3 separate regions of the Homo sapiens genome follow, and regions 1 and 3 are each linked to region 2. Evidence: chromatin contacts called from ENCODE Hi-C or POLR2A ChIA-PET data. All regions are on one chromosome and are shown on one strand. The core of a region is the stretch at or near the end of the contact, and the rest is flanking DNA. Distances in the headings are between cores, read along the strand shown. Region 1 holds the start of NR1D1 (nuclear receptor subfamily 1 group D member 1). Region 2 overlaps IKZF3 (IKAROS family zinc finger 3). Region 3 holds the start of FBXL20 (F-box and leucine rich repeat protein 20).

Region 1 (2,700 bases), core at 77-2,576, 330 kb after region 2:
CCAGGTCGTGGGCTGGACCCCGAACGATAGCAGGGCCAGGACAACCTAGGGGAGGAGAGAAGGGAACACGCGTTGCCGGGGCGACCGGGGGGGCGGAGCTCATTATGTAACGAGGCCGGGAGGCAACGACCAATGGGGTGGCAGCCACGGCTTCTGCTGAATGAAAACAAACGCAGCACGTGGGCCCGGCTCTAGAGCCATGTGAGCCCTCCCGGCGGCCGGAGCCCTGTAGGTGCCCTCCCTCGGGCCGGGCACCACGCTCTGGACTCCTCAAGTGTCGCTCCCTCCTGTCACTGAGGATTCCCCAGTGAGATCCGAACGATTCTCCCAGCCCCTCCTTCCCTGAACCCCATCGCGCCACTCTTCTCAGATTCCCTCGCGCCTGCAGGAACTAGAGGAGGGGGAAGACAAGAGGGGAGGGGGTCCGTTTTCTGAGGCCAGGCATACTACAGCTGCAGGTAGTGGACAGATGGGGCCGTTTCGGGGCACTGTTCCAAAGCTCCCAGTCCCCCTAAATTCTTCGCTTCACCACCCGTACCTCCTCTCCATTTCCTCCTGCCCAGGGATTCGAGGCTCAAGGGAGCTTTGGGACTCTGAGGGGTGGTGATGGGGCGTTTCTGAGAGCATTTCCAGCCCGAACAAGCCGCTCTGGAAATCCCACACTAAAGCACCGCAGCACGTTAGCAAATCTCCGGGCCGAGGGACACCCCAGTCCCTTACAAAGTTCCTCTTTTTATAAGGCGTAGATGGAGGTGGGGAGACAGTGACAGGGAAAAGATGATAGTAAAGAAATCTCAGTACCTGTGTTGTTGTTGGAGTCCAGGGTCGTCATGTCTTCACCAGCTGAGAGCGGTCATTCAAACTGGACCTTGACTCAAACTAGAGGTTGCGATCGCCGCTGTTGCCCCCTGGGCACTGGCTAAGGGCGGGGAGTGGACCCCGCGACTCACGATCAGGATCCGAAGCACCCTGCAGCAAGGTCTTGGGGTGGCCGGACTGCAGCCCTGCAGAAGGGTTGGACGTTGAGGCAACGGAGTTCTGCTTTGCATGGGAAGAGCAGAGAGAGTGTGTAGGGGGAATCAGCCTGCAGTAGTTCTGGCTAGAAGGTAGCAAGGAGGGTCGGGTCTCTGCAGTGTACGGGGTGCCTCTGCCTGCCGGCTCCGCAGCGCTGCGGGGTGGCGAATCTGGAGCTCCCGGTGCAAAAGTCCCAGAGGAAGAGAGGTTGCAACCAGGAAGTAAGTAGGTGATGGGGAGAAACGGGGCACCGAGTCGCAAAGAGGCGAGACGTGTGCCCTGCTACGTTCCCTCGGCAGTAATATTTCACTCTGCCAATCTCAGCCGCCTTTTGCCCGAGCCTTTCCCTGGGACAGAGGGCTCTGCGCAGGCGCCAGCAGCCCAGGGTTCCCGGGCCGCACGCGGCACTGGAGCAGGTACCATGTGATCCCAGGGAGCGCCTCGTGCCCCAGTGACACACTTTTCCAACAGCCGGCACGTTGAGCTCTTGCGCGCCTGCGCAACGACAAGACTGTCGGGATTTGTAGTCCACCGACAAAGTGGGCGGACTGCGTGCCTTTCCCCTTTCTGCCTGGCAAAGCGCTTGCCGGGACCTGGGAGGAGCTGAGAGTGGGGTGGGGTGGGGTGCGCTGAAGAGTCAGGGTGGCGTGTTTAGAAAGCCTGTATGGCAGGGGCATGTGAATTTCTGGGGAGGGACTGGCAAGCTTGTTTGCTGTCTGGGAGATCAAAGCTAAGAGGCCCTTTCTGCAAACCTTGCAAACGTGAGGGCTTCACGTGATTGCAGGACTGACCTCGTCCTGAGGTTACTGGTGACCGGGAGAGAGAGAAGCCGGGGAGGGAGATTTCCCTGGAGTCAGGAGCTTAGGCTGCCCTCTGCTTCAGGGCAAAGTCCAGAGAAGGAAAGGAAATGTGACCCCCTTTCCCTTCTACTCGCCTTAGGGAGAACACCTCCAGGGGAAGGAGTTCCCACAGAGGTAGGGATGTCTGTAGGGACTCCCTGTTTGCTTGTATGACACCATTCCACCCACTCCAGTTGACTTTGGGGTGAGTCATTTCCCTTTGTCTGGGAAATAAAAAGGACAACAGAGGGGAACTAATAGTGAAAGTGCTTTGAGGTCCTAAAGTAATGGGGAAGAGGTGAGGCAGGGGGTGGGGGCAGAGTGACACCCCTGCCCCTCGGTGCTGGAGGATAAAATATGAATTCCACAGAAGATTACTACTCAGAGGGGAACATGTAGATCATCTTAAGCCTCCCTCTTTTTACTAGTGGGGAACAGGAAGCTTAGGAGAAGTGACCGACCCAAGGTCAGACGTCCATTGCTAGTTTCATCTGCCCACCCCGAATGGGAAGGTGGGTAGATGTACAAGTGAAATACTGAACAGGGGTTAGAAACAGCCAGCATTGCCGGGTGCTTTGGCTCATGCCTGTAATCCCAGCACTTTGTGAGGCTGAGGTGGGTTGATCACCTGAGGTCAGGAGTTTGAGACCAGCCTGACCAACACGGTGAAACCACGTCTCTACTAAAAATACAAAAATTAGCCGGATGTGGTGGTGGGTGCCTGTAATCCCAGCTAGTCAGGAGGCTGAGGCAGGAGAATCGCTAGAACCCGGGAGGTGGAGGTTGCAGTGAGCCGAGATCGCCATTGCACTCCGGCCTGGGGGATAGAGTGAGACTCTGTCTCCAA
Region 2 (2,828 bases), core at 303-2,802:
CAGTGTGGTGGTTGAGAGAATAAACTCTGGTGTCAGATGGGCTGGGTTTGATGCTGGCTCCATTGGTCACCAGTTTTGTGACCTTGGGCAAGTCACTTAACCTATGTTCCGTGTCCTCATGTAAAGTGAAGATAATTGTATGTACCTCACAGGGTCACTGGAAAGCACTTAGAACAGGGCCTGCCACATGGAAAACACTTGGTAAATGCTTGGGTTTTTTTCCTCTGTTTGATTTGGTTCACATTTTCTTTCTTTTTTTCTTTTTCTAAAATAAATGTGGTTTTTAAGGAAACTTTATATCACTAACATAAACGGAAAACCAGAATCACTTTCCACAAGTAGAAGGTAACTATGAAAAATAAAGACAATGAAACAGAGCATTTCATTAAATTTTGATCGGATACTACTGTGAGTACTTGGAGACTAAGATCCCTTCCCCCTTTGTTAAAAACAGAGATTACCAAGTGTGAGATTAGTGTTAAAGACAACTGGCATCAAATTAAGTCTAAATTTTTCTCCTTAGTATGATCCAGGAGACTGAAAGAGAACTGGAAAGAAAATAATTATCCTGCTGTGTGGACCCAGGTTTTTAAATGCTCCATGTGCTTGCTGGCAATTTGCATCCTACATTTGGGGAAACACTGAAAAAAGATAATGCATGGTAGGACCGAATGGTGGGCATTCCGAATGGCCCACTGTAGGGTGTGAATCCGAACCAAGAGCCAAGGCTACCTGCCCTTGAGAAAGACAGGTTTGTGGTTAACGTAACAGCAATGTGTAAGGCAGACCAGAACAGTGAGAAATTGGAGCCAGAAGAACCAGCTAAAAGATCTATTCCCATGAGATGAATTTGTCTTTGCATCCCCACAAGCAGCTGACCTTAAGGCCAACCTGATAGTTTCCAGAGAAATACCTGAGAGAGAAAAAAAATATGCAAACGAAAATACCCTGTCTTGGAAACTCAATGAGAAGCAACAGCAGAGTAGACCTTGGCCAAAGTAATCAATGTTTTTTATTTTCAGTTTCCAGATTGGATATATCTTTGGTCAAGGCCATCTGGAAGACTGAGAACATGAGAGCCAGCTAAGGTCACAGACATTCATTCCCTAGAATGTGACACAGAAATGATGAACTTCGGTTTCTTGGCCTTTTTAAGGTTATTGGTTATTTTCCACTGTGGCCACCTCTATTCATCTCCCTAAATACCAGGGGTCCTTGAGAAACTTTTTCTCTTTTCACCCAACAGAGAGGCTCCAGAAGGTTTCTGGGTGGGGTAGGCACATCACAAACTCTGATTTTATCCTTTCTCCTAAGAGTTTGCTTTACTTAACAAGGCCTACAATTTCACAATCTATACCACCTGCAGCATATGTCAGAAAACAGCTGAGTGCTAAAATTGTAAAAGGCAAAACATTAAGAGGAAGATAAACCCCTGGATGAGTGGAAATATGTGACTGAATTCTGTAGTTAACACAGACCATTGTTCATTGTTAAGGAGATGGGGCAGCCTCAGATGTTCACGTGCATGCAACTTGCAATCATCAGATCCCCTCGTCTCTGAGTTACGGTAACTTGAGCAGTGCAGATGATTATCAGTCACCTGTAGACACGATGACTCAATGTGTATGAAACCCAGAAAGGGTAAACTACAGTAATTGAAAAGCCAACAGCTCACGTTTCTTTAGTAACACACTCATAAAAAAGGTTAGTCAAACCACAAAAGTGTAACTGCTTCCAAACCTGCACGGAGCATCTGGTCCAGCTTCTAGTCAAAATCACACCACGCCTTTGAATGATTCATGATACCAGCTTCAGGCTGAATTAGAGGTCTTCTTCCAACAAAAATACACACGGCAACAGCAAGTCCTAAGTTTAGAAACTAAGGCTGCCTGGTTGGGCCATTCCCTACCTGTGGTTCTTTTTAAAGGTGTCAATGTCTTATATCTTGGCTTTGTTAACTCTAAACTAAGAAACCACCTGACCTGAACTGATGCAATGTGGTGAGGACATATGGTTGTTGGCTTCTAAGTGCCAACTTGGAAGTACAGAATCACAGGCTAGAGCTAAAAGGGCCCTTAACTGAGCAAGTGGATTCAGAACTCTGTCTGCAGGGTTGAGGGGGAAGACCCACCACCCTAATATGTTTACTTCTGGTCTTTATATTTCACAGTACCTTGCACTGTGCCTTATATACAATAATCCCAATAATGATAAGTACTATTTATTGAGCCCCTGCTGTATCCACCGTGCCATCCTAGATACTTTGCATACTGTCTCATTTTACCAGCCCATTAGGGGTTGATACTTTTTTTTTTTTTTTGAGACAGAGTCTTGCTCTGTCACCCAGGATGGAGTGCAATGGTACGATCTCGACTCACTGCAACCTCCGTCTCCTGGGTTCAAGTGATTCTCTTGCCTCAGCCTCCCAAGTGTCTGGGACTACAGGCACGTGCCACTATGCCTGGCTAATTTTTGTATGATACCTTTTAAGGTATGAATTATCATCTCTTAGATGAAGAACCTAAAGCACAAACAGTTTGATTCACTTTCCAAGATTGCCCAGTTGGTGAACAGAGAACCAGGATGTAATCCAAGAGCCCACATATCCCAGTATATGTTTGAGTGTTAACTGATGTTTCCTGGCTGCTACCTTGCCCATGGCTGCACAGCCCCACCACCAGCAGTGACTTCAGGTTTTCTGCTGTGATGGTTCCCATAGCAGAGGGAAAGGGGGCTTAGTGGCAGCAACTGCTTTTTCCACATGGACCAGCACATGCACTCAAGAAGTATATGCTGTGCAGAGTTGTTATGATATCTATAAAGTGCTT
Region 3 (2,700 bases), core at 167-2,666, 370 kb before region 2:
TAAACTGCACCCAAAACACTTCCTATCTTGATCTTCGTGGATCAATTCAAATTATTTCCCAGTTCGCATAATAAGAAATCAAAGAATAGATTAAACTGACAACCCTTAAAAGTTTTCACACCCTGAACCTAGTTGTCGAGTTTCTTAAACTTTTGTCTCGCCGTCTTACAATTTCATCTCTCAAATGGAGATGAAGAAAAACACCGAGTGAGATTGTCCACTGAGCTGTGAGTGATCCCAGGTCAGCCTGGTTCTCTGCCAGAAAAGACCAGGTGACATTTACTCTTCCTGTAGAAGTTTCTTTCTCTTGACCCTCAAGGAACCTTCCAGTATATTGTTATACTACTGTAATTCATCAGTAGTTACAATATTTCACTTCCCAAAGGAATCTCTTCCTTGCAAGATGACTACTCTCTAAAGACGCTTTCAAGACCGTCCACTCCTCAATTCCAGGACAGTAAACCTCCCTCGCTAGAGGAGAAAAAGTTCCTGAAAGACAGACCGGAATGGATTTGCTGAACTTTCGTCCCAATCTCAAAGCATGTAGACATCCAAGGGTTCCCAAGGAACAATGAGCTACAGAAGTACAGACTAAACGGGAAAGCAGAGGAAGTATCAGAACAATACCCAAACCAAACACAGCACCGAAAACCCGTGGTAGCCTCTATCATCCCAAACTACCGTCCCCACTTCCCTAGTTTCACCAAGGTCTCAAACTCGGAGAAATGGTACCCATCCCCTAATTTCCTCCCTCAACAGACAACAAACGCGTCATGAAGGTAGCAGCGAGAAAAGCAGCAGGCTCTGGTGGACCGGAGCCGTGATGGCTGGGTGGAAGGAGGCAAGCCAAGGGTTGTGTAAAGAATGGAAAGCTGAGCGATCCTGGAGGAGGGTGGAATTAGGGCGCCCGAGCTAATCCCCCGCGGGGGCCCGCTGGTGGGAAGAGACGGGGGGCGAACCGGCGAGGGGACTGGGGGCACCGGGCTGCGCTGGGCTTCTGGGTCGCAAGAAAGGGGAGCGGAGTCTGGCAGCCCCGCCAGTGGGTGGGTGACGGCGCCTGCCAGGGAGGAGGCTCCGTGCGGAGCGGACGTTTTGGGATTAGAGCGCGCGACCCGCCCTCCTCACGCCGCCCGAGCCCCCCAAGCTCACACCTCAAACCTGCTCTTGGTCACTCCGTTCACGTCCCTCCTCATGGGGCCGGCGGGTGCGGCCCGGGCCGGGCGCTGCGGCGAGCGGAGTGCACAGACCGGGGGCCCAGGACAGGCCCGGGAGTTCCGGGACGGGGACTGGGCGCCGGAGGGGTGACGCCGGGACCGTGGGACGGGAACAAGAGACCTCTCGGCTCCGGCTAGGCCTCCACCACCTCCCGCGGCGCCGGCGGCCGCAACGACTGCTCGTCGCTAGCTCGGCTCTCTCCTCAGCCTCAACTTCAACCCAAAACAAAAACACTCCCCACCTGCCAGCAACGCCGCTGCTCATTGGACAGAGCCGCCCGGGCCTCGGAGCGCCCGGGAGGGGGAGGGGCGGGAGGGGAGGAGCGCGGCGGCGGCGGCGCGAGACCACCCCTCCCCCACACGGGGCCGGCCCTGACGGCGCTCCCGGGAGCAGCCGGTGCGCGGCGGCGGCACGACCCCCTGCGCCTCCGAGGCAGACGAGCCCATCGGGAGAAGGCGAGGCAGGGAAGTGCCTGTGCGTGTGGAAAAGGGGGTCTGTGGGGCGGATGCGAGTGCGCGCGTGCTCGCGGACCAGCGAGGGAGAGTAGAGCAGTACCGCACTCTGCGCGGGGGCCCCTCTTCTGCCCCGTGTCCCCCTCTCCTCCCTCCGCGGGCAAACAGGCACGCACCTGCCTGCACAGAACCTCAGCCTCTGCCCGCGCCCGTCGCCCCTCGTCACTTGTTCCCCAGGATCCTGTAAGGCACCCGCATCCTTCCCGGCCACCCAGCTCCCTTCCCCTGTCACTCACTGTCGCCTTGAACCCAAAGTGCAGCAGGCGGTCCCTGCTCGGAGCCATTTTCCTCCTCTTCTGGATGTGTCTAGATTGGGGCAGTGCGGCTGCCGCCGCGCCTCCGCGGTTGCCGCCGCCGCCGCCTCCCCCGCCTCCCCCGCCCCAGTGCATTACATTACGGGGTGCTGCAGGGAGGCCTGGGGGGCCGGGGCCGGACGCTTGTCTCCCTGTGCATGGCTCGGGAGGGCGAGGGTGGTTGCGCTGAGCAACAGGCCAAGTGCCCGCCCTGGTCCGGGGATGGCTGCGGAGCTGCACCTGAGGCCGGGGGTCGGGGGTGCAGGGCTGGAGCCGGGCAACCCTTCCTTTGGCCGGGGTCGGGGCGCGCGTCCGTGGGGGTGGGGCGGGCGAGACCGAAGAGCCTTTGGTTTTCCTTGCTCGGCCGCCGCCGGCGCCCAATGGGCTGCAGCGCCTGCCTGTCCGCCAATCAGGGCGCTGTTTGGTGAGAGCTTCGGCCTGACGTCACTTTGGCGGGAGAAACAAGCGTGTGTGAGCGAGTAGGCGGGGGCGTTTTCCCGATGGAAACACTTCATCAGACTCCCGGGCTCCTTGTATAGAAGCTGATCTGTGTCATCATATTATATTATGTTTTAACAACTCTGGCCTTCAAGGTCTCAGAATTTATGACCGAATTTCCACGAAGGAATAACACAGGATTTTGTAGTTTTGTTGCCCCTTCTATGAGCAACAAACTACAA

Evidence for each region. Hi-C counts contacts between places; a loop is a spot of excess contacts on that map. ChIA-PET counts read pairs that join two places held with the same protein, here RNA polymerase II (POLR2A). Pooled maps may share reads with other maps.
Region 1: a loop to region 2 is called in a map of natural killer cell, with 2.8 times the contacts of the local background. The contact joins the promoter of NR1D1 here to the enhancer-like site in region 2. A Hi-C loop is called at or near these places in 1 of 168 maps with a recorded cell type or tissue (natural killer cell), 5 of 37 single-sample maps with no recorded cell type and 9 of 50 pooled maps. POLR2A ChIA-PET finds 5 or more read pairs at or near these places in 2 of 52 experiments (activated CD4-positive, alpha-beta T cell and activated T-cell).
Region 3: a pooled map shows a loop between it and region 2 (4-fold over the local background). The contact joins the promoter of FBXL20 here to the enhancer-like site in region 2. A Hi-C loop is called at or near these places in 5 of 50 pooled maps. POLR2A ChIA-PET finds 5 or more read pairs at or near these places in 4 of 52 experiments (Panc1, activated CD4-positive, alpha-beta T cell, activated CD8-positive, alpha-beta memory T cell and 1 more).

What each region holds. Positions count from the first base shown.
Region 1 is chr17:40,099,263-40,101,962 of GRCh38, forward strand. NR1D1 (nuclear receptor subfamily 1 group D member 1) reads right to left here and starts at 1,327. Exons shown (of 8, transcript NM_021724.5): 1 at 802-1,327. The coding sequence starts at 832. RefSeq lists enhancers at 1-670, 1-573, 574-1,557, 1,023-1,092, 1,573-1,692 and silencers at 1-141, 152-241.
Region 2 is chr17:39,768,504-39,771,331 of GRCh38, forward strand. The region is part of intron 7 of IKZF3 (IKAROS family zinc finger 3); the gene reads right to left. Among named protein-coding and RNA genes, the nearest start is that of GRB7, 32 kb to the left of the region's middle. RefSeq lists a silencer at 1,892-1,961. Within about 2 kb of position 1,553, at least 4 of the 41 ENCODE cell types and tissues checked have a DNase peak (open chromatin) inside an H3K27ac peak, as active enhancers do; they include natural killer cell, where a contact is called at or near this core.
Region 3 is chr17:39,400,210-39,402,909 of GRCh38, forward strand. FBXL20 (F-box and leucine rich repeat protein 20) reads right to left here and starts at 1,417. Exons shown (of 15, transcript NM_032875.3): 1 at 1,152-1,417. The coding sequence starts at 1,193. RefSeq lists silencers at 670-962, 1,027-1,456, 1,487-1,686, 1,717-1,796, 2,047-2,436 and 1 more.